3 separate regions of the Homo sapiens genome follow, and regions 2 and 3 are each linked to region 1. Evidence: chromatin loops called from intact Hi-C (ENCODE). Cell type or tissue: PC-3. All regions are shown on one strand. Region 1 overlaps VPS13D (vacuolar protein sorting 13 homolog D). Region 2 holds the start of LINC02766 (long intergenic non-protein coding RNA 2766). Region 3 overlaps VPS13D (vacuolar protein sorting 13 homolog D).

The links. Hi-C counts contacts between places; a loop is a spot of excess contacts. Peaks named below come from ENCODE experiments on the same cell type or tissue, not always from the same donor. Only the 100,000 strongest peaks of a DNase experiment are listed, where the experiment ranks them.
Region 2: a loop joins it to region 1, with 5 times the contacts of the local background. A loop is called at or near these places in 13 of 110 quality-filtered maps.
Region 3: a loop joins it to region 1, with 3 times the contacts of the local background. A loop is called at or near these places in 3 of 110 quality-filtered maps.

Annotation. Positions count from the first base shown.
Region 1 is chr1:12,473,387-12,481,386 of GRCh38, forward strand. All of the region lies in intron 67 of VPS13D (vacuolar protein sorting 13 homolog D), which reads left to right. Among named protein-coding and RNA genes, the nearest start is that of SNORA59A, 30 kb to the right of the region's middle. RefSeq lists silencers at 508-802, 4,708-5,002 and enhancers at 4,361-5,218, 5,219-6,075, 7,808-8,000. In PC-3, no CTCF peak of the experiment used is centred here; DNase peaks (open chromatin) are centred at 2,355, 2,695, 4,995 and 7,555; H3K4me3 peaks cover 1,276 bases; H3K27ac peaks cover 6,735 bases.
Region 2 is chr1:12,524,498-12,532,497 of GRCh38, forward strand. It overlaps LINC02766 (long intergenic non-protein coding RNA 2766), which reads left to right and starts at 1,056. Exons shown (of 3, transcript NR_187319.1): 1 at 1,056-1,130; 2 at 2,948-3,295; 3 at 3,553-4,595. In PC-3, no CTCF peak of the experiment used is centred here; a DNase peak (open chromatin) is centred at 3,974; H3K27ac peaks cover 1,347 bases.
Region 3 is chr1:12,352,897-12,360,896 of GRCh38, forward strand. VPS13D (vacuolar protein sorting 13 homolog D) reads left to right here. Exons shown (of 70, transcript NM_015378.4): 47 at 1,078-1,325; 48 at 3,003-3,194; 49 at 3,502-3,628; 50 at 5,563-5,705. It overlaps LOC124903845 (a long non-coding RNA gene), which reads right to left. Exons shown (of 2, transcript XR_007065468.1): 2 at 3,828-4,508. Among named protein-coding and RNA genes, the nearest start is that of VPS13D, 130 kb to the left of the region's middle. RefSeq lists an enhancer at 5,441-5,942. In PC-3, no CTCF peak of the experiment used is centred here; DNase peaks (open chromatin) are centred at 3,265 and 3,575; H3K4me3 peaks cover 1,342 bases; H3K27ac peaks cover 2,447 bases.

The DNA of each region.
Region 1 (8,000 bases):
TTCCGCAGCACTGGCTGCTTCCGGCATCTGCAGTGCGAGGGTAAACAGGCCTACTGGGGAGTCGGTTGGCCCTGGGTTTGAGTCATTGGGCTGCTGCTTGGCTGTGACCTGGAACAAGTTTTTCCCCTCTTAATCTCTCTGAGATGAGATTCCTTTGAGTCATATGCCTACCTCGGTGGGTGGTTACGTGGATTAAATTATATCATGTATATAAAGCACTCAGCCTGGCATGTGGCATGCAGGTAGGGCTCAAGAAATGGTGTCAGTGTGAATATTCTCCCCTGAATGTTGGAATGTTGTGTGAAGGTGAAACAGGGATTGTGTCCCTAGCTCTTACTTAAATTCAACCCTGTCCCCGAATTCTTGCTGACCACCTGCTAGAGTGTGAGGACTAGGAGTTCATGTGCTTGGCTGGGCTTTTGTCCTTCCCATTCTCTTTCTTCACACAAAATGAACAGTTGAACTCAGGCCACCAAACCTGGTTGAGTTGCTGGGTGGAGGGACTCTCCTGGGCTCTGAGCCTTTGTGTGTGGGAACCGCACTGGAAAAGGTGTGCAGAGGCCACGAACTTGCTCTGAACCCACTTGTGAAGAGCAGGTGACCCCAAACTATTGTTAGTGTCTGCTGTAAATGATATGCCTCTGGGTTCGAGCAGAGTTCAGCCAAAAGCCCCACATGACATGGAAATCTGTCCTGGAGCCAGGTTTGTCGGGTAAAAGTTATGTAGCAAATGTCTCCAAACATTGGCATCTGTTGTCTGCCGAGACTAGGACAACCGAGAATGATGGAGTGCTTAAGGAAATTAGGATGGGGCATGCGACCCTGTAACAGCTGATAAACTGTTTCAGGCCACCGTGGCTCATCCAGCTCTTTTGATAAACAGCTTTAAAAGCATTACGTGGTTTGGAAAGCATTCTTCAAAAATGGTTATATTTTCCAGACGCATGACAGTCCACTGTTCAGTATTATTTAAGGGTTTTAAATTGTAGAATCAGATTCCTTTTCAGTGGGGCTCTTGGAACTGTCGAGGGCTGATCTGTCTGACTCCCACCAGGACAATCTCACAACAATATTATTATGTAGGTCGGGGTCCCCTAGGTCTGTTAAAAAAAAAAAAGTTCAGGGCTAAGCGTTTAAGAGGAAAAACTATTTCTTTCATTTCTAGCTAAGTCTGATGGGCCCTTTCAAACACTGCTTTCATCATGCACCTTTTATTTCACGATTTCTGCATAATGAAAATACAAGATCGATAACTGTGGATTATCGTAATGCCTTGAGCCTTTGAAAATGAACATTTTCTAGATTATAAATGTTCCCTTTGTAATTCATTTCAAACTTCATCCTCCCATTTGTCCTAATTCCCGAAATTTAACTGTTGCCTTTTGAGCCTCCTAGGAAATTCTGGGTATCCTTTAGGCAAGGGAGGTAGCTCTTGGGGGAATAGCATTCAGGCCACAGGCAATTCATTTGCGACTTGGGCTCTTCTTAGAACATATGATAAGTACAACGCACTGTAGTGACAGATTTTTTAAAAACCCTATTAAAGCCCAATATACTAATGCAGATTTTTTTTTTTTAAGTTTTAGAGAGATTCATGGGATTTTATTCTTTTTCCCAAAGGCAGTGGTGGAGCTGACAGAGTAGCATGGAGCCTCGTCCTGATGTATTGTGCGGAAGTGGCAGCAGTTCACATTCATTCAGTTTGTCAGCATAGGATCAGTTCCTTCTTGACTCAACTCTCTGTGATCAAAATAAGCTATTGGATGTTCCCTTTGGGTACTGGAAGCAGCTTGGCCCCTTGGCAAGAGAACAGGATTGCAAATCACAAGAGCAGAGCCCTGACTCCAGCTCTGATGCTACTGTGCTTTGTGACCTTGTGCAGACAGCTTTATATCCCCATCTCAGGTCATTCTCCCCCATACAAAGGGGGAGAGGGTCATCCTTGCCCTGGTCATGTCTGCATGGCTGAGGTGAATAACTAGTTGTGTAACTTCCTGGAGGAGTGGCACAGAGGAAGCTCCCTTCCTAGGGCTGGCTCTGCCATCAGGGAGGAAGCTGGATATTAGAATGAAGAAAAAGCCCATGCAGAATATATGGCAGCCCGATAATGGATTCTAAAAATAAAAAAGCACTAGGTTAATCTGCAGCTGTAGTGTACCTAAAGTATTCTTTGGCAGGTTGTGGCCCTAGCCTAATCCCCAGCTGGACTTAGCACCATTTAAGTGAGTTACATCTCATCCCCGCAAGGGATTGAGTCTGTAGCCAATTTGGCCTTGTCACCACTTCAGCCCTCCCTCTGATTTCACCTTTGGGAAAACTACAAAGTGGCCCCAGACATACATAGCAGGCTTGATCACATGGGTGGAGTCTGTCAGGACAGCATACATCAAATAAAATGTCCAGGGAACCTGTTGTAAATAAACCACTTCCCGCATGCTCAGTCATCGTGGAGGTACTTGAATGTTTAGTTTCTTTTAGCTGATGGCCAAGAAATCAATGTTTAAAAAAAAAAAAACAAAAAACAAAAAAACACCTTGACAGAGGCATTTTGTACAAGAATGGTGTGTGGGTGTGAAAAAGTAAATTCCAAAACATATTTCCTTTTAGTTCCCAAACCCATATTAGATGAGTACTTCTTAGCCTTGGCCACAGTGCTAGAGTAAATAGCAGTGTCACATAGCTCGTGGAACAGGCAAACCACAGAATGTACAAGAGAGAAGCGTGCACACCAGTGAGTCTGCTATGGCAGCTCTCTTTGTCCTGGTTTCTACATCTCATTTGTAAGCAACTTGTGTTCCTGCATTTTCAGAGTTTGGCCAGTTTATTTACTTAGAATTGCATGTTCCTGGAATATTGTCATAAAAGTGATCCTGAGATAGAAAAAGTCAACAGGAAGCAGGGGCATTGAGTTTATAAGTTCTCAGTCTGTCTTGGCCCATATTAAAGTCTCATTCTCAGGGGTAGGTCCAGCTTTCCAAATTTTAATATATCAGAGACTCCTGATGCATCTGGGCTCATGATGGGCCAAAGTAGGCCTTCAGGAGTCCTCGTGTTACACACTCAACGCCTAATGGAGACTGGATTCATTTACGTGTATTAATGTAACCTGCGTGATCATGTGAGTGCAAGTGCTTTGTAGATTGTCCTGGGAGATGTGGCATATTATGACTAAAGACTTAATTGAACCCTGAACATGTATATGAATAACTGGAGACAGATTGACTGGATTACACATTTTTCTTGAAAATTTCCTAAATTTAGCCTACCTCTTTGTTGCCTTTTATTTCCCAGCTTAAGTGGTTCTCTATAACACTATATTTTAAACAAACCAGAACAAATAGTATACAAAAGCATAGACAAGAGGGATATAACAAGAGATGGTTTTCTGTGATCCGTGGCACCTCCTCTCTACCCTGCCTCCACCACCAAAAGGGGCTTTAAATTAAGATTCGGAATGGCAAATTCACTTACCAGCTCCAAACACAGTAGACAAGGAAACCTTGTGAGGAAAATCCGAGAGTATATTTACAGTTTCTGTTCAGAAATACATAGCTTAACTTCGAAGGAGGAAGCGTGACTTTTCACCTGCAGATAGAACTAGGGTCTGATTTGAAACAGACCACTGGCTTCACTGAACCCCATCAAAGAAGTCTGCTTCTGCCCGGAATTGGAAAGTGCCAGTGGGCATGTAGTTGCTAGTATGGGATTTCTGTTTTTATTTTTAACAAGCTTGGGCCCAACTCTTAGTATCAAGATGGGTGAAGACAAAACTGACCAGAAAAACACGTATCAAGTCAGCAGTGGCTCACCCCTCAGAGGCCATTTTTCCCACCTGCTCCTCTTATACCTTTGGTTTGTTTTTGGTTTTGGATTTTTTCTCTATGTTCCTCCTACTCTTTCTTTCTCTATTTTGCTTGGGCCTTCGTTAGAAGAGTTCTAGTAATCATTTCAGACTTCCAAAATTCAACCCAGTAGCCTCATTTTACAGGTGGACCCACTAATACACAACAGCTCGATGTGACAAACCATAGACTCACAGTTAATCACTTGGAGAGCCTGGATTCACCTCCGCGATGACCTGCCTTTCCAGCCCTCCAGTGGCGTCCTCTGTAGTGAGTTGTAAATGTGCCACTCTAGAACATTCCAGGAAAGCCCTCCTCTTGGGCTAAACTCTAAAACTAAAATGAAGTCCTGCCCATGTGAGCTGCTTGTTTAACACTTTGGATGCTAATCAGAGCATTAATGAGAACACATGGATAGATTCGGCAGGTCTAATGCTTGGGACCTTCTCCTATTTGATTCCATAAGACTAAATCCCCTATAAACACTTCCCTCCTGTGCACACACACATGCATTCACATACAGCACTCACGTATCCCTCCCTTATAGCCAAAGACCGAAAAATAAATTTTTTTTTTCTACATTAAAAATAAGACCAGCTAGTAACCAGGGTTGGCATTCCCATCTCCTGTGGAACCTGGAAGGACTAGCAGATAGCTATAGAGATCTGTCTCCTTTTTAGTGTGGTTGTATTAAGGGCAATCTTGCCTCCCATGGCACCCCAGAAAATCCAGGAGTTCAAGTGGGGGTGCACTGTAGGAGGACTCAGCAGCTGTTTTATGGAAGGTTCGTCAGGGATCAGACTGAAGATTTTGCTTTTGTGAGAACAAAGTGAAATGTGACATTCAGGAGCAGCTCGGGGCCTATATATAGGGGCCCAGGGCCTGCTGGGATGGGGTTTTACACTTGGGCTGTCCTTTTGCCCTTCCCCTGAACTCTTTTCACTTCAGTCATGAGCAAACAGTCAGTGCCTGAACTAACAACCCTGTAGTCCTCCGAAGCACGGCTGGCTTACAGTACCGAACAAAGGGAGGGAGTGCCGCGTGGGCCGGCCCAGGCCGAGGAATGCGGCTTCAGGGTTCTGCTCCATAAATTTAACCAGCACGACGAAAAGGAGATAATATGAGCCTTCGTGATGATCTGAAAGGGGGAGGTTCTGTGTCCCATTGATTGCGGTCTGGCCCAATGCCAGGCCCAAGCCTGACCGACAGTTGAACCATATCATTAAGGCGTGTAATACAGCTCGAGTCTTGTACTGCCGCCAATGAGTGCATATCCACAGGGCAAAAGTTTATAAAGAGTCGAGGCTGTCCTGTTTAACCCTCTCACACTGCATGTAATAGAACCAGCTGCCATTCAGAACTTGCCCATCTGAGGTCATAAAGGAAAGCCTGCACGTTTCTTTTCTTCAAACAGCTTTTCAGGACTGGGGAGAGGAAGAAACGCTGTCTAGAGAGGGTCAAGGCACGGTGATGTTTCTCTCTGGAGAAGCAAAGCAGTCTGCCTCCCTCCCCCCGGCCAGAAACGGGACACCTTAGTGCTTTCTTCAGAGTAGCTCTCTGTTTGTGGTATAATGTTGCTGGAGGAAACAGGGCTGACACCACAGGAAACCTGCCTGTCTCCAAGGAGGCCGCATCGGTGGCAGAGGTGGGTCAGATGCCGGCCGTGGAGTGCTCTTGTCAAGCTTGGGATGATGCCGTTTTCCTTCCCCATCACCTCGAAAGCTGTTAATAGCCTTGCTTTCTGGCCTTCCACAGCTACGCCCAGGTGCTAAAACAGAGCAGGTGGAAGGCCGCCCCACGGAGTGGCCTGTGAGCCCAGAGTTCTCACTGTCCGAGGCCGGTGGCCCCATGGGAACTCTGTCCATTCAATAGGGAGGGCATGTAGAAATAGGCACATTGTCACAGCAAGGCCTGGAGTGGCCTGGGTTCTTACAGTGGGCACTGCATTGAGGAAATGGGCAGACAAACAAGGATTTAGCATAAGTATAGTCAGAAAGAAAGGGCTGCCTGTGTTCAAAGGACAAAAGGAAGAAAGTGGGCGAAGGGGTAGTTTAGTCCTGTCCATCAGCCAGTCACGTTCTTTGGCCAAACTCGGGACCTGCCTGTGCTTTGTCCATGGTGTCCAGGAAGAAATCTGTGTCTGTCACTTCCAGATTGCTGCTTGTCTGCAATGGACAATGCCTCTTAGGCAGACACCTGCTCGGGATGACAGTGCTGCAGAAATTGATCCAAAACATTGACTAGCTTGCATGGTATCGCTGTCATTAGTATTCAGTCTTCACAACCACCCTATGAGGTGGGTGCTATACTTTCCCCATTGTACAGATGGGAAAGTTGAGGCACACAGGGGATACGTAACTTGTCTAAGATCTCAGAGGTAGTAAGGAAGGGAACCAGAATGTGGACCCTGGCCAACTGAACACAGAGTACATGCTCCTAATCTCTGTGCTGCTTCTGGGCCATCTCTCGGTCCCTCACATCGAAAGACCTCATGATTTCAATCCAAAGCATCTGACCAAGTGTTAGGTCTACTTCCTTTCGATTCTTGGATATGAAGGGTAGGAGCTTAATATCTGCCTATAGCCCAGAAGATTTGTGCAAAGACCCTGGTTCACTTGGAGAGGAGGTACTATAAAATTTGGACCCCACAATGCGAATGAAGGGTATGTATTGAATTCCCTCAGCCCACCAGCTTAACACAGAGACAGTGTGAGGGATATACTATAGCTGGGAAGCTTGGAAGGGCTCATGTTCAAGGGCCTCTTTGGGCCAAACAGCAGTGGGCCTGAGCATGGAGAGACCCTGGCCTTTTAGTGCCAGTGCCTAGAGAAGCAGGTCACTAAGCTTTGTGCCCAGGAGCTGTGCTGTCCCTGGTCCATCCCTGTGTACCCCATTCCACTCCTGAAATAATGAACTACTGCAGCCTTCCAAGTTCACAGTGTGCCAGTTTGTCACAGAATAGCAGTGACACTTCTCTGCTGCAACCCATCTTTGCTCTGCCATGCTGCCAAGACCATCTTCACCAGGCGGTAACCTGGGAACTCCAGCTGGTACACAGTACAAGAAGCCTCCGCAGTAGACTGTCCCAGGTGCATGTGCTCAGTATGTCATAGCCATCTCCTTTTGGAGGCCAGGGAGAGCTTCTGTTTGGGTGCCACGGATCCTGGACAGAAGCTTTCTAGAGGTAGGAGAAGAGACTAAATGGCTGGCCAACCCAGAGATTGTTGGATTGTGTTATGATTCCATGGTCAAAGTGCTTTAAAAACCTAGAAATTGGCTCTGGTAGTGAGTCCCAGGATGGAGCTAACTTACGATCTGGACTCCATTACATGATTGCTAATCCTGAAGTTCAGCAAACGTTGGTACTGGCTGACTTTTAATGGAGTACCTGTTTGAGGGTTCTCCTCATCATGTATTTAAGGTTAAATTGTATAAAGGAATTCTGCTGCTCTTTTGAAATTTTCTGGTTCTGTTTAACCATACCTAAAAATGCCATGAGGTAGCCAGATGATTGACTAACTGGGATTTATGGAAATTCTTATCTGCAAAAATCTCAAGACAAAGAGGGCACTAACTAGAAGGTTCCCAGTGCTTTATGTAACATGCAGAAGGAAGTCTGGTCTCAGCTTCTTGGATCTGAGCAATCCTTTGGAAAGGGAGCAATGAAGAGCAGTAACTGAAGACTCATTTCCTGCCTTCTGTGTGACTCACTCTCCTTTGTCAACTTCAAGTTTGCCCTAGGCCTGCTTGCTTCTCTCCACCCCAAGGAACTTGGTCTTTGGAAGACACAGGCACCTGCCCTCTCTGTCTGCCTTTTGCCCCCAGGTCCAGAGGGAGAAACAAACCCTCAGTTGGAGGAAAGTCTAGAGCACAGGCTTTGTGTTGCTCAGAGAAGCATGACAGGAAGTGGTGCTGTTGCCTCTGCATTGGCCGACTCCTGGCTGCACCTGCTTTTCCCAGAGGCACGGGGAGGCCCAGGCAGGGGCCCAGGGCCTGCTGCTGATCAGTTTGTCCTGCTTGCAAGTCTGCATCCCAGTACCCAACGGGGCCAAGTAGAAAAGGCACATAGTGTAGTGTGAGCCGTAGCTGTCACCAGATGGGTCTTTCCCCTCCGTGCCCAACCCCTTCCCTGACCTGAAAGGGCCTAGCCTCTTTCCC
Region 2 (8,000 bases), 51 kb after region 1:
AGGAGGGTAATGGCCAAGCTAAGCTTTAAAAAAAGAGTTAGTGGTGTGAAGAGGCATGAATGGGAGTGAGCAGAGAGAGATTTTCTCTTTGAGAACAGGAAGCCAGTGACCTAAATGAGTAAAGGTGCCTCCGGCCTTGGCTGCTCCCTGAGATAGAGAACTGGGAGATAGCCGGGCACGGTGGCTCACGCCTGTAATCCCAGCACTTTGGGAGGCCGAGGCAGGTGGATCACAAGGTCAGGAGACCAAGACCATCCTGGCTAACACGGTGAAACCCCGTCTCTACTAAAAATACAAAAAATTAGCTGGACATGGTGGCAGGCGCCTGTAGTCCCAGCTACTCAGGAGGCTGAGCAAGAGAATCACTTGAACCTGGGAGGCAGAGGTTGCAGTGAGCCGTGATCGCGCCACTGCACTCCAGCCTGGGCAACAGAATGAGACTCCATCTCAAAAAAAAAAAAAAAGAGAACTGGGAGGCCATCTTAGGTGACGGGTTTCACTTTGGACACATTGAACATGGGGCCCTGCAGAGCATCCAGTTAGCAGCATTAGAAAGGTAGAGATGGGGGAGTCATTCTTTTGGAGACAGTAGTTTGTTAGTTTGTTTGTTTGTTTATTTTTTGGAGACAGAGTCTCACTCTGCTGCCCAGTCTGGAGTGCAGTGCTGCGATCTCAGCTCACTGCAACTTCTGCCTCCCAGGTTCAAGCGATTCTCCTGCCTCAGCCTCCTGAGTAGCTGCGACTACAGAAATGTGCCACCACGCCTGGCTAATTTTTGTGTTTTTAGTAGAGACGGGGGAGACAGTAGTTTAAATAAGTCCTGGCGTGAATGCCTTACCCAGAGGGGGCATAAAATGAGGGGTCTAAGGCCAGCACCCTGGGAAATGTCAACGTAAGAACTGCCAGGGGAGGAGGATCCAGGAAGGGTCAGTGATGGGGATGACAAAGGGGGTGTCATGGGGAAAAGGGCAGAGGAGGAGGGACTAGTGACCACCTCTGCTCTGAGGTCATGTGGAGCAAGACTGAAAAGAGGCCGGGGATTGGGAAATGAGGCCACTGGTGGCCTTGTCCCTGGCGGCTCTGGGATGTGGGCCAGAAGCCAGTCCCTGGTGTTGAAATAGGATCCAAAGGTGAAGAAGGGAGTGTAGATGTATCTTTAAAATTTGACTGTGGGAGGGAGGGTGGTTTTGGTTTTTGCCATGTTGGTGTTTTAAAAGCAGCAGGGAGTTGAGCTGCTTGTGGACTGGAAGGAAGGAGCCAGCAGACAGGGAGGAGAGGAGGGGAAGTGGGTAGTGAAGGGGAGAGAGAATAGCCAGGGGTGGTGGGCAGAAGGAGAGGAAATGGAACCCTAGAGGCCTGGGCAGGAGGCCTCTTGCTGTTGAGCTGCGGCCGGCTGTATTTTGAGACCTTAACCTTCACCTTCTCAGCTGTGTTGGATGCGGCCTCCAGAGGCCCAGGAGAGGTGGGGATCAGACGGGGTTCAACAGGGAGCCAGAACCATGAGGTCTGTCGTGGAATAAAGGATGTATTCTAGGAGTCAGGCCTCACCCAGCTGTGGCGGGGGTGGAGGGCAAGGAGGACTGCCGAGGGGGCTGGGGTGGGCGTCTTTGGGAGGTGTCTTCTGTGAGTTTGCAGCAAAGGGTCTGGGGTGGGTCTGGGGTGGGCCTGGGGTCGGCCTGGGGTCAGTGTTGGTCAGCAAGGCCAGCCTCACCTTTGCCTCTCAAATCACGGGTGCCTTCCCTCTTGACAACTCTGCCCTGAGACCTACAGGAAGTGGATTCTGAGAAATATGGCTTCCACCGTTACCAAGTGGACCAGCGCTGTCCCATAGAAATAATGCAAGTCACCCGGGCTCCTGGAATCCCAGCACTTTGGGAGGCCGAGGCAGGCGGATCCCTTGAGGCCAGGAGTTTGAGATCAGCCTGGCCAACATGGCGAAACACCATCTCTATCTTTACTAAAAATATAAAAATGAGCTGGGCATGGCGATGCATGCCTGTAATCCCAGGACGTTGCAGTGAGTGAGATGGTGCCACTGCACTCCAGCCGGGGCAACAGAGCAAGACTCTGTATCCAAAAAGAAAAACAAAGAAACAATGCAAGTCACACATGTAATTTAAAATTGTCTAGGCTGGGAGCAGTGGCTGACACCTATAATCCCAGTACTTTGGGAGGCTGAGGCGGGAGGATTGCTTGAGCTCAGGAGTTCAAGACCAGCTGGGGAAACATAGTGAGAACTTGTCTCTATTTTAAAAATTAAAAAAAAAAAATGAGCTGGGCATCGTGGCACATGTCTGTAGTCCCAGCTACTAGGGAGGCTGAGGCTTCTTGAGCCCAGGAGGTAGAGGCTGCAGTGAGCTGAGATCGAACCACTGCACTCCAGCCTCGGCAACAGAGCAAGACCCTGTCACTAAAAAATAAAAATAAATAGGCTGGGCATGGTGGCTCACGCCTGTAACCCCAGCACTTTGGGAGGCTGAGGCTGGCAGATCATGAGGTCAGGAGTTTGAGACCAGCCTCACCAACATGGTGAAACCCCGTCTCTACTAAAAATAGAAAAATTAGTCAGGTGTGGTGGCACACACCTGTAATCCCAGCTACTCGGGAGGCTGAGGCAGGAGAATTGCTTGAACCTGGGAGGCGGAGGTTGCAGTGAGCCGAGATTGCGCCATTGCACTCTAGCCTGGGTGACAGAGTGAAACTCCATCTCAAAAAATAATAAATAAATAAATAAATAAATATAAAAAGAAATAAAAATAAAATTTTCTAGGTGACCCATTTTTTAAGAAGGAAAAAGAAATGGAAAGTTAATTTTAATAATTAAAGACAATATGTCCAAGACATTATCATGTAATGTATAATCATTAGAAAACATTGTTAATGAGATGCTTTATGTTGTGATTTTGCACTAAATCTTTGAAATGTGGTGCCTGTTTCACACTTACAGAACAGCTCAACTCCAAATAGGCGCATTTCCATCGCCTCCATCGCCGCTGTAGCTGGTGGCTGTCAGATTGGACAGCACGGTAGAGGCGGGTCAGGAAATGCAAGGAGAGCACTTTTGGAAGCGTCTGGATCCTGGGCCCTCGGGGAGGGCAGGGCCTGGGTCCTGATGTGAGGAGCCTGGAGCCTGTCCGTGGCCGAGAGGGCCTCCTTCCTCCTTCCTGGCCGACACGTCACCTGCTCCGTCCAGTCCACGAGAAGCAGCTGTGGCCCAAGCCCATGACCTGCCTTTCTTCCCCAGCGTCACCATCTGTGGCAGCCTGGGATACGCATGAGCTCCTCAGGAGGGCGGGTGAGTGGACTTTCCAGCGCGGGCTGGAGGTGATCTCAAAGGGCACAAGGGTTGGAACTGAACCAGCCATGCCAGGGGACGCGGGTTTGGTCGGAGCCCTGTGGGAAGGGAAGGCCCCTCTGCTCCAGGCCCTCCAGGATCTCCAACCATGGCCCAAATGGCCACCATGATGATGCCCACCTACGGGCTTTGGTGCTTCGGGAGTGTCTTGCTGGGTGAAGGGCAGGTCGCTATCAGATGCATCTGTTTAATTTTAGAGCTCCGTGGAACACACATCTGGATGACAGGAGGGAGCCAGGAGCTGTGAGAAGACGGGGGAGCTGCCGCCGCAAGAATGCAAGACCCACGGGCTCTACGATGCGGGGGAGCAGCGGGCATCTGAGGAAGGGGCGTCAGGGGCACATGGCCAGCCCTCTTCACCCCACAGTCTGCCCCAGGCCAGCCCCACTAGGAGTGACCCATTTTCTCCTAGCAGGATTCCTTGCATGGGGTGGCCTGGACCCAAAACACCCGCTCTGAGGATTCCCTGTTAACCACAGAGAAGGTTGACTCAAGTTTCTTTATTTGGCCATGAAACTGTGGGGCATCTCACGGTGCTTCTTGGGTCCACTGGAGAGCCCTGGAAGCTCAGAAGAGGCAAGAGGGGCCTACTTCTCCCTTGTTTGGGCTTTGTTTGCTAAATACCAATATTAGATTAGGCAACTCTGCAAACAAAACCAAGGCCTGGCCAGCTGCCCAGGGTGTTTAAAGTCCAAGACATGAAGGCAGGACGTGTGCCCGTGGACTTGCACACGCAAGCAGGCCGAGGGGAGAGCAGCCCGGCAGAGACCTTGGTGGTCCAGGGCTGAGCAAAGGCTTCCCCCACCGGTCCATCCCAGTGCGCTCAGCACAGGAGTTAGCGGCCACACACTTCAACCATTGTCTTATTTTAGAAAATGACATCTGCTGGGCGCGGTGACTCACGCCTGTAATCCCAGCATTTTGAGAGGGCAAGGTCAGGAGTGATCACTTTGGGTGGACCACGAGGTCAGGAGTTCAAGATCAGCCTGGCCAACATGGTGAAACTCCGTCTCTACTCAAAATACAAAAATTAGCCAGGCGTGGTGGCTCACACTTATAATCCCAGCTACCTGGGAGGCTGAGGCAGGAGAATGGCTTGAACCTGGGAGGCGGAGGTTGTAGTGAGCCGAGACTGCTCCACTGGACTGCAGCCTGGGTGACAGAGCGAGACTCCGTCTCAAAAAAAAAAAAAAAGAAGATGACATCCATGATGTTAATAAAAGCGGAGGTATTAGGGGAAGGGAGACATCCTGTCAACTTTTCATCAGCTCACATTTGACCCTCAGCTTTTTTCTGTTAATCTAGTTATCATATCAACAGCGTTCTCACAAATGACCAAAGACAGTGTCGGTGGCTCTTAGTGTTTGAAAGTAAAAATGTATAATATTTTTAAAATGCCAACAGACTGAAAACAGGAATGAGGCATCATTGGTTGTAAACTGTCTCCTGAGCTGGTAATTCCATCTCCATCTCAAGCAGAAAAAACATACCCGTGTGCCCAGGGGCTCTCACCCCAGCACACCTCTTGCCCACTTAGCCTAGTTGATGGTCAAATTACTGAGTGGAGTTTAAATGCCCTTCAGACTTTATAGGTGGAATTCCTGAAACGCGTCTATCTGGAAGAGGAGAGGTAGTAGTATTGGGAAGGGAACAGGAAGTAGGCGGTGTGGAGTGCTGTTTGTTAAATGCTATCTCTTACCGTCTGTGTTTGTTTCTACTTAGCTTGCCTTATCTCTCTCCTCCCGCCCACTCTGTCATTCAACTACCCAGTTCCCCACCCTGGTTTCTTGTGTATTTTTTTCCAGGAAGACACACACACACACACACATTTATATATATATAAAATAGGCCAGATCCCATCCTTCCTGGGTCCACCCTTCCTGGGCAGCCCCTCAACCCAGCACACAAACACACTGTTATTTTTCTCATCTCAATTCTCAATCCACCCTTGATCTTGTACCCCAATCCAGCCACTGCTCAATTCTTTGCTTTCTTTAAAATACAATTTGTCAAATTATATGTATGTGTGTTGGCAATTACATATATACCTGTATATTTACTCTCCACCCCTCTTTTTTCTTTTCTTTTTTCTTTTTTTTTGATGGAGTCTTGCTCTGTCACCCAGACTGTAGTGCAGTGGCCCAATCTTGGCTCACTGCAACCTCCACCTCCCGGGTTCAAGCGATTCTCCTAGCTCAGCCCCCCAAGTAGCTGGGATTACAGGTGTGTGCCACCATGCCTGGCTAATTTTATTTTTTGTATTTTTAGTAGAGACAGAGTTTCACTATGTTGGCCAGGCTGGTCCCGAACTCCTGGCCTCAAATGATCTGCCCGCCTTGGCCTCCCAAAGTGCTGGGATTACAGGCGTGAGCCACCACACCCAGCCTCTCTTTTTATTTTTTACAAAGATTCTAGCTTAGTACTTCCTTGCATTTTTCACTTTGTCTTGGAGATCATTCCTTATCAGCACATGACCTTTCTTTTATTTTTTATTTTTAAAGGCTTGTCAAGTGAAGCGGTGGGAGTGGAGAAGGAGCAAAGAAATCTGTTAACTGGTTGGGATCGGTGAGTTGTAAGCAGCCGCATAAAGAACATTTCTGTTTTCTTGGATTACAACATGATTTCCATTGTATAGAAATACCGTATTTATTCCGCCAGTCCCCCACCCATAGTCACTTAAGTTGTTTCCAGCCTTCCCAATCTTCTTGCTGTTACAAGGCTGCCACGAATCACCTTGTGTATACTTGATTTTTCTGATAAGTTAAAAAGTCCTAGAGGAGAAATTGCCCAATCCTTTGTGCACCTGTAATTTTGATAAATATTGCTAAGTTGCCTTCCATAAGGTTTGTACCAATTTACACAGCCACCGGCAATGAATGAGAGTGCACTTACCCACACCCCTACCAATGCAATCTGTTAGCAAATTTTCTGAACTTTGCCAATTTGGAGAAAATGGGTATTTCAGCGTAGTTTGAATGTATACTTACTTCTCTTGTGGGAAATTATGTTTAAGAGCCATTTCCTTTTCCGTGAACTATGTTTTAAAAATCTTTTCTGGTTTGTTTGTTTTATTGAGATGGAGTCTCACTCTGTTCCCCAGGCTGGAGTGCAGTGTGGTGCAATCTCAGCTCACTGCAGCCTCCGTCTCCCGGGTTCAAGTGATTCTCCTCCTCAGCCTCCCAAGTAGCTGGGAACTATAGGGTCGCGCCACCACACCCGGCTAATTTTTGTATTTTTAGTGGAGACAGGGTTTCACCAGGTTGGCCAGGCTGGTCTTGAACTCCTGACCTCAAGTGATCTGCCTGCCTTGGCTTCCCAAAGTGCTGGGATTACAGGCATGAGCCACCGTGCTCAGCCTCTTATCTGTTTTTTTATCCTTATCTGTGTTTTCAATCCTTATCTGCTTATTTTAAAGGCTGAAACAAATCCCTAAATGTTAAAAAAAAAAAAAATAGAAAAATTATACAGCAGCACTCTTGTTCTAGCCTCTTATCATGGGATAGCTTCCCATGATTAACTTGAATTATCTTGAGACAAAGACCTGGAGAAGAACAGGGGCACAGGAGTCTCAGAGACTGGGGAGAATCCTGCCCAAGCTGCCCCATTCTCTGGAGGCCTGGCCACAGGGCAGGGCCCAGAGGCTCAGGCTGTCACCACCTTGGGGAAGAGTCCCCTTCTCCAGCTCTGTCCCCCTGACACATGAACACAGCTCCCCTTCAGGCTGACTCTCCTGCCTAGGCCCAGCATCCCATCCTCTCTTGCCTACTGAAAGACACTGTATCTAAAGCTGTCCACTCACTGTCCCCGATCACCAGATCCCACTACTCCTGGATCCCTCCTGGACCCACCCCTCCTGGGTAGCCCCACCAGCACACAAACACACTGTTACTTCTCGCCTCTTATCCACCCTTGATCCTGTAGCCCAATCCAGCCACTGCTCAATTCTTTGCTGTCTTTATTTTTATTATTTTCACTTATTTATTTTTTTGAGACTGAGTCTTGCTCTGTCTCCCAGGCTGGAGCACAGTAGCGCGATCTCAGCTCGCTGCAGCCTCCGCCCCCCAGGTTCAAGCAATTCCCCTGCCTCAGCCTCCCCAGTAGCTGGGATTACAGGCACACACCACAACGCCCAGCCAACTTTTGTTATTTTTAGTAGAGACAGGGTTTTGCCATGTTGGTCAGGCCGGTTTAAACTCCTGACCTCAGGTGATCCGCCCGCCGTGGCCTCCCAAAGTGCTGGGATTACAGGCGTGAGCCACTGCGCCCAGCCTGGCTCTCTTTAAAAATATAATTTCTCAAAAGATTGAAGTTTCTCTCTCCGCCTTCTCTTCTCATAGTCTCTGTTGCAAACCCTCTATATTGCTATTGATTTGTTACGTATGCTTGTTCTGTCAATACCTCTGAGAGGAGTGTCAGAATTTCCAGTTATGATGGTGGAGTTCTTGATTTCTTCTTTGAGTTCTGTCAGTTTTGGCTTCCTGTATTTTTTTTTTTTTTTGAGACAATGTATTAGTCAAGGTTCTCTAGAGGGACACAACTCATAGGATAGATGTATATATGAAGGCGAATTTATTAAGCAGTATTGACTCACACGAAGGCGAAGTTCCACAATAGGCCGTCTACAAGCCGAGGAGCAAGGAGGCCA
Region 3 (8,000 bases), 120 kb before region 1:
AGAGGTTGCAGTGAGCCAAGATAGCACTATTGCACTCCAGCCTGGGCAATAAGAGTGAAACTCAGTCTCAAAAAAAAAAAAAAAAAAAAAAAAAAAAAAAGGACCCAGCAAGGCCACTCTGGGGTATTTACCTAAAAGAAATGAAGATATATGTCCAAAAAATACTTGTACAAGAATGTTCATTTAACCCTAAACTGGGAAAAACCAATTGGCTATCAAGAGGATAATGAATAAATTAACAGCAATTTATTCATAACCATGGCATACTACTAGGAAGTGAAAAATTATCAAAGAGGATGTATAGAACAACATGGCTGAATCTTGTTGAGACTTTAAGTTTTAGAAGCCAGACATAGGCCGGGTGCGGTGGCTCACGCGTGTAATCCCAGCATTTTGGGAGGCCAAGGCAGGCAGATCACGAGGTCAGGAGATCAAGACCATCCCGGCTAACATGGTGAAACCCCATCTCTACTAAAAATACAAAAAATTAGCTGGACGTGGTGGTGGTCGCCTGTAGTCCCAGCTACTCGGAAGGCTGAGGCTGAAGAATGGCATGAACCCGGGAGGTGGAGCTTGCAGTGAGCCGAGACCGCTCCACTGCACTCCAGCCTGGGTGACAGAGCGAGACTGCATCTCAAAAAAAAAAAAAAAAAAAAAAAACCAGACATAAAGAGTAGTACATACTGCATGATTCCACTTATATATATGCAGTTCTATAACAGAAACAACTAATCCATAGTGATAAATGTTAGAAAGGGGTTGCCTGAATGATGGAGGAGAATATCGATTGGAAAAGGACATGAGGGAACTTTCTGGGGTGAGGGAAATAGCCTATAATTTATTTTGGATGGTGTTTATAGAGGTGTGTATAATTGTCAGAGCTCATCAAACTGAACATTTAAAATCTATACATATTATTGTGCATTTATATCTTAATAAATGTATTTGGATTGAAAACTGCAAATAATTTTACTCATTGAACCATCTTAATGTTATTCTTTCTCATACTTAGCTAAGGAGAAAAAATTTAAGTTCTTCATTAAGTCTGATGATTTTTACACCATTTTATCTTCATAGGTTTTGTGTGGCTATAAAGAAAGAGAATTATCCAGATTATATGCCCTCAAACATATTTTCTGACAGTGCAAAACAGATTTTCAGACAGCCTGGGCATACCATATATCTCCTGCCAACTGTGGTAATCTGCAACTTGCTACCCTGTGAACTTGATTTTTATGTTAAAGGAATGCCAATTAATGGGACGCTGAAACCTGGCAAGGAGGCAGCTCTCCATACAGCTGATACATCCCAGAACATTGAGCTGGGTAAGAATGTAGTCAGATGATCATTTGTCATAATCCTATGAAAATATCAATGAGTATTTTGTGATTATTTATTTGGTAAGCATCTTGGAGAAATTGGGGCACATATAATATCTCAATAAGCCAGCTCAAAGGAATCAGTGCAGTTAAAAAAAAATAACCTTTAGCTAGAGGTGGCGGCAGTACATGCCTGTAGTCCCAGCTTCTCAGGAGGCTGAGGCGGGAAGATTACTTGAGTCTAGAAGTTCGAGGCTTCAGTGAGCTATGTTCACGCTACTGCCCACCAGCCTGAGCAACAAAGTAAGACCCTGTCTCTTAAAAAAAAAGAACTTATAGAAAAGGATGAGAAAAAACTTATCAAGCCGAAAGGTTTACAGAGGAGGCACTCAACAGAGCCTTTTTTCTTACATTGCTACATGATGTATGATTGTAGGAAGTCATTTCATCTTTTTAAACTATGCTTTTCCCAAGCAAAATCTTATGCCTCTTCTCTTTTTATTGAAAGTATAAACGTTTGCTAAGCACTCACTCTATTCCAGGCATACCTGGGCTTTTTCACACTTGTAATCTCATGTAATCCTTATAGAAATAGTTATTTGCCCCATTTTACTGGGGAAGAAATGGGGGTTTGGAATGCATCAAGTAATTTTCAGTTGTAAGGGTTGTTAAAAGGAAAAGTTCAGCCAAATTAAATTTAAATGAGTTTAACTGAGCAATGAACAATTTGCAAATTGGGCAGCCCCCAGAATCACAGCAGATTCAGAGAGACTCCAGGGATGCCTCGTGGTCAGAACAAATGTATAGGCCAAAAAGGAAGTGACGTACAGAAATCAGAGGTGAAGTACAGAATCAGCTGGATTGGTTACAGGTTGGTGTTTGCCTTATTTGAACACAGTTGGAATACTCAGCAGTGTATGAGTGGGTTGAAGTGTGGCCCCTGGGATTGGCCAAGACTCAGCTGTTGTTACAGGTGCATAATCCTAAATCAGGTCTTCAATCTTGTCTACCTATTAAGTTAGCTGGCAGTTCATCCACAAAGATTCATATAGAAGTACGGAGTCCTCAGGCCATATTTAGTTTGCTTTAACAGGGTGAATGAAGTCAAAGTAGAGAATCATTGTCATATTTGCAACACTTGAAACAAAGAGGAATGGTGATCATGGTTAACAATATTGTATGGTGTATTTCATAAGAGCTAGAAGAGAGGATTTTTAGTATTCTAATTAGAAACGATGAATGTTTGAGATGATGAAAATGCTAAATACCCTAATTTGATCATTTCACAATGTGTATATGTATTGAGACATCTCACTGTACCCCCAAAATATGTACAGTTATTATTATGTGTCGATTAAAAATTTAATTTTTTTTTGAGATGGAGTCTCACTCTGTCACCCAGGGTTAGAATATCAAAATATCTAATTTATATCTAATCATATGGGTTAGGATATCTAACCCATATGATTATGCAATTTAGGCTCTCTAGTGTGATTCCAGGCCTTCTGGTTTGCTTATATTGATCCCTACCCTAGCTAGAGAGAAAGAGCCATTCTAATGAAGATTTTTGCAGTTAGATACTTAGTTATTGGTTTTTCCAAAAGGAATCCAATTTACTTTTGCTGTGAGCTATTTTGACAAATAGTGAGAACTCTGAAAGTTAATAGTTTGTATCTTCTTTAGGGGTATCACTGGAGAATTTCCCCCTCTGTAAAGAATTGCTCATTCCACCTGGAACCCAAAACTATATGGTGAGAATGCGACTCTATGACGTCAACCGTCGGCAGCTGAACCTCACCATCCGGATTGTGTGTCGAGCAGAAGGATCCTTAAAGATCTTCATTTCTGCTCCATATTGGCTGATTAACAAAACAGGTACATACAGGGGCTGCTCAAGTAGGTCTTTGGCGTTAGTCATGGGAATTCAGATTTATTTGCTTAGCTAACTAAATGGAGCCAATGCAAATAGATTACTTCAACAGTCTGAGCTGCTGAAACATTCCTGCTTCCATCATAAATGCTTAATCATGCTCAAAACTGTCTTTTTAGGCAAGAAACTGAGCCCACTAAATAGATTCAGTTTTCACTCTTTTCCCGCTTGATGGTTTTATTCATTCACCATTTGCATCTCTTTCAGATAGACTGGGTGGTATTGATGTAAACTTTTCTCTCCTTCCTAAAGGGTTGCCACTGATCTTCAGACAGGACAATGCCAAGACAGATGCTGCAGGCCAGTTTGAGGAGCATGAGCTGGCCCGTAGCCTGAGTCCTCTCTTATTCTGCTATGCTGACAAAGAGCAGCCAAACCTGTGAGTACAGTTATTTATGGGAAGGGGAAATAAGCTCCCAGGGAAGGGAAGAAATTAGTAAAGGCTATAATATATCCGTGTAAGTAGAAATATACTGTAGATAACAATCCTGACTTGGCAGGGGAATAGAACCATGACCTAATGGGATTTTTGGGGATCTAATTTCTATGTTATTTGATACTGAAAATAAACCATTTGGTTGGTTTATAATGAAAGCTAGTTTTATTTTACATGCATTGAAGTAGTTTTCCTATTCATAACTCTGCCAACGAAGAGAAAGCCACGAGTTCTCCTTCTCTGCTCTGCAGTTTTTCTTCCCCTGTAAACTTGGAGCACAGGCACAGGAGCTGTCATCAGAATGGACATAGGCTGGTTCTTTGGTGAAGCCGTCAGCCTCATTAATCCAATCCAGGATTTGTATCACATTTGGAAATTCATCCCTTTTACCTTTGAAGTAAAATGTGCCATTTTATGGTCTCAGAGCACTCATTGCATGTTTAAAAGCAGGGACAAAAAACAACTGTGAGGATTAGATGACATGTGCTTTTAATGTATGGTAGGAGCATTAATTCACTTTTGTTCTTGGTTTTGACATTTTGCTTTTTACAAGAGTCTTTTAATAGAGCTCTAATCAAAGATAAATGGGTGTATCCAATAATGCTAAAATGCCATACCGTGTTATCGGTAGAATCGTGCTGACAGCTTAACAGAAAGTCTTCTGGGGTACCACACTTCAGTGGGTACTGATGTGTTTACAAGGGAAGGTTGGAGTGTAGATTACCGTTTGAGGCATGGAAAGAGGATTGATGAGAGTTCTGGATATTGTAGGGGATGCAGCCAGCCTCTTGGCATGTGCAGCCAGCCCAGTCTCATTCTTCTCCTGAAATGATTTGGACAGTTTTAGATTTAGGACTTGACATGTGTCACACAGTGTGTTTTATCTGTGAATTCCACAGTTCCCAAAGCATTTCACATAGACCATCTCATTGGATTCTTCCCACCATCCCAATGGTTTAGGCAGGGCAGGAAATATTGTTATATTTTAAGATGAGGAAACAGGCTCAGAGAGATTGCTACCTGCCCAAGTTTACATCGCTTGTTAGTGGTAGAGCTGGAACACACATTCAGGAATTATGTTGTCGAAATCCATGACAGGACACTGGCCCACTAAACAGTGCTTTGCTATTGTAATAGTATCAGGCCGGCTGGGTACGGTGGCTCATGCCTGTAATCCCAGCACTTTGGGAGACCGAGGCGTATCCCAAGGTCAGGGGTTTGAGACCAGCCTGGCCAACGTGGTGAAACCCCTTCTCTACTAAAAATGCAAAAATTAGCCGGGTGTGGTGGCGCTCGCCTGTAGTCCCAGCTACTTGGGAGGCTGAGGCAGGAGAATCACTTGAACCTGGGAGGCGGAGGTTGCAGTGATCCTAGACTGTACCATTGCACTCCAGCCTGGGCGACAGAGCAAGATTCCACCTCAAAAAAAAAAAAAAAAGTATCAGCCCTTAGAAGTAATGCATCATACCTGTATCTTCTGTACATATGCTTCTTGTGCTTTTTAAAATGAACCCTTGAAACAGCAGAGTCAGGAAAGGATTAGTTTGACTTGAATTCTTTATTTTTAGGGGAATATTAGAAATTGCACCACTTTCCTCATGTGTTATATTCATAGAATCCTAATGTTTTCTCCTAAAGCATTTAGTTGTAGATGTCAGTAAATTTCACACACTGTTGTACTGTGGCTGCCTCTAAGATACAGCTTTAACCACTGATGAATTTTGTCACTGTGCTAGGGAATCACATGAGAGTGAGGAAGAGAGTCAGTGGTAGAGATGGAACTTGGGTGATAACTGTATTAGTGTTTCCCAATTAGAACAGGCAGATAAGACTTTCTTGTGGATGAATATCTACATCTTTGCTTTTCTGCCCCACAGCTGCACGATGAGAATCGGAAGGGGGATTCATCCAGAAGGCATGCCGGGCTGGTGTCAGGGCTTCTCCCTGGATGGTGGTAGTGGTGTCCGAGCTTTGAAAGTCATCCAGCAAGGAAACCGCCCAGGGCTGATCTATAACATTGGTGGGTTACATTTGGGGCAGCGGGACAATCAGAACCATTGGCCGATGACCTCAGGCTTGGAGGAATGACCTGGCCATGCATTTTGGCCTGACTACAAGTACTGATTTTCTTATTTGGCATTGGGTCAGGTATCTGTTCTCTGAATGCTACAGTGATATCAACACAGATCTATTCTCCTGGGGATCTGAGGAGCCACCTAAACACTGCCCTTTTGAGGTCTGTGGCTCTGTTTAATTTCAGACTCACCTGTGTCAGGAAAGTATCAGTTTGGCTTGAATCCTTGTTTTTCGGGGGAATAATAGGAACACTTAGCATGCCTTTCATCCTCCAAGTATTCCCACGCATTCATTAAAATTTGCAAGCCCTAAGAGGGTAAGAAGCATTGTTCTCCTTGAAACTGAAGGAGAGAGGTTAAGTGACCTGCCTAGATGCAAAGGGGAAGTCTGGGTCAGAAGTAGGATCAGGATTGGGGGATACAAATAAAATGCACTTGGTGGTTGTAGTAATTAAAGCAATCTCCAGACTCACTTTGCTTATGGAGATGGGAAGGGTGGAAAGGGGAGGGGAGGATACTGTACCCATATGCCTCATAGCCACTTGAGAACGCTCAAAAGATTCTCTAAAGGGTTAAGATAATTTGATTGAAATATGAATCAGGGTGAAAATTGTAGCAGCGCATCCTTTCAGTATATAATTTCCCAGCCTCTCAAAGCAATGTTTAGTTTTGAACATTGGAACACCATCTATGACTGCATGGTCCTGTAGAACTTTCTGTGATGATGGAGATGTTCTATTTTGCACTATCTAGTAGTAGCCACTAGCCACATGTGGCTGCTGAGCCCTGGAGAGCACATTAGTGAGAAGTAAGGCAAGTATGGCTGAGGAATTGAATTTTTATTTAATTTTAATGAATTTAGCTTTAAATAGCCACATATGGCTACTGGCACCGTATTGGACAGTATGCACATAGTGTCATAGTTCCTTCCTAGAGCAAGGAAAAACTGATGTGATATCATTTACATATTTATCCTGAGTCCCATGGAGAATCAAAGATATGTTTAAATGTCTGAGGATTTATTAATAAAAGAATCTTCCAAGTATAGTTTCCTCTTTGGATTTTTAATCATAGGTTTGTATTCATTCTCCCTTGACATGTGAACTGTCTTCTTAAAGTTGACATTAAGATTTTTAAAAGAAAGAAACTTGATTTGATCTTGCAGCACAGGATAGTTATCTTAACTTGTTCTCACTTTCGTTTGCTCCACCCTTTGAATAGGCAAAGGCTGCTTTATGCTGAGTTTGGCTTTCTGCTGGAGTGTTTTGCCCTTGATGTATTTTGCAAAGCAAGCTACCACAGGTTGACTGGAAGCTGTAGTTGGGACAAATTGGGATGGGAGGAGCTTGTTCCTTTTATAGCAGCTAGCACTAAGAACCACAGAATTCTTGCAGAGGCCAGTTGAGCAAACCGATCAGACATATGCAGTGATTACCCATATAAGCTGTTATGCTAGGAGCATTCACTAAAGCTCATGGCATATGTTTTGAGGGCTAAGACTGTGATTTAAGTTTTGTTGATCCACCTAGGGAAGGGATAGAGGGAGTGGGCTAAGATAGGACTTTATCATTCTTGAGGGTCATGAACTTTTGCCGTATATTCCCACAAGGGAATTTGTGGAATCTCCTGCTTGAATATTTTGAAGAATAGGATAGATAACCAACTCCCTATCAGGAAAGTTTAAAGCATAGTCCAAACTGAAAAGCCAGGGACAGGCTTGCCAGGTAGCCTCACATGGATCTCCAAAAAGAACGATTTTGTGCCTGTTGATCTTATCAACTTATTGATTTATCAGGGGTTTCCCAGGGCAATATAAGATGTGAAGGGGGAAAGAAGCCCACCTTTTTCCAAAGATTGAGTGTCTGTATTGTTCAGAGTACCCTAGACTCTTTTTATAATATTAAATTAGATACATCTTTTGTAGTTAGACTTTTTATTAGATATCACCTAACTATGATAATGTTGATTTCTGACAATGAAAGCTTCTCTGCATGTCACAGAAAGAAGTGATAGGGTATAGTTCCATATCCCAATATTACATAGCATTTCTTAGATACAGAGTTTTAGAGAGATTTTTGTGTGTGACTTTTCTCAGTCTTTCAGGTATTTTCAAGGCTTGTGTTAAAGGAACATCAGCATTTTCAAGCCAGTTTAAGTGAATTACGGCATTTACAGATTGGAATATTTATAATTGGGATTGTGTTGAGAAATCTATGACAGCCGGTTGTCAAATGCTAAGG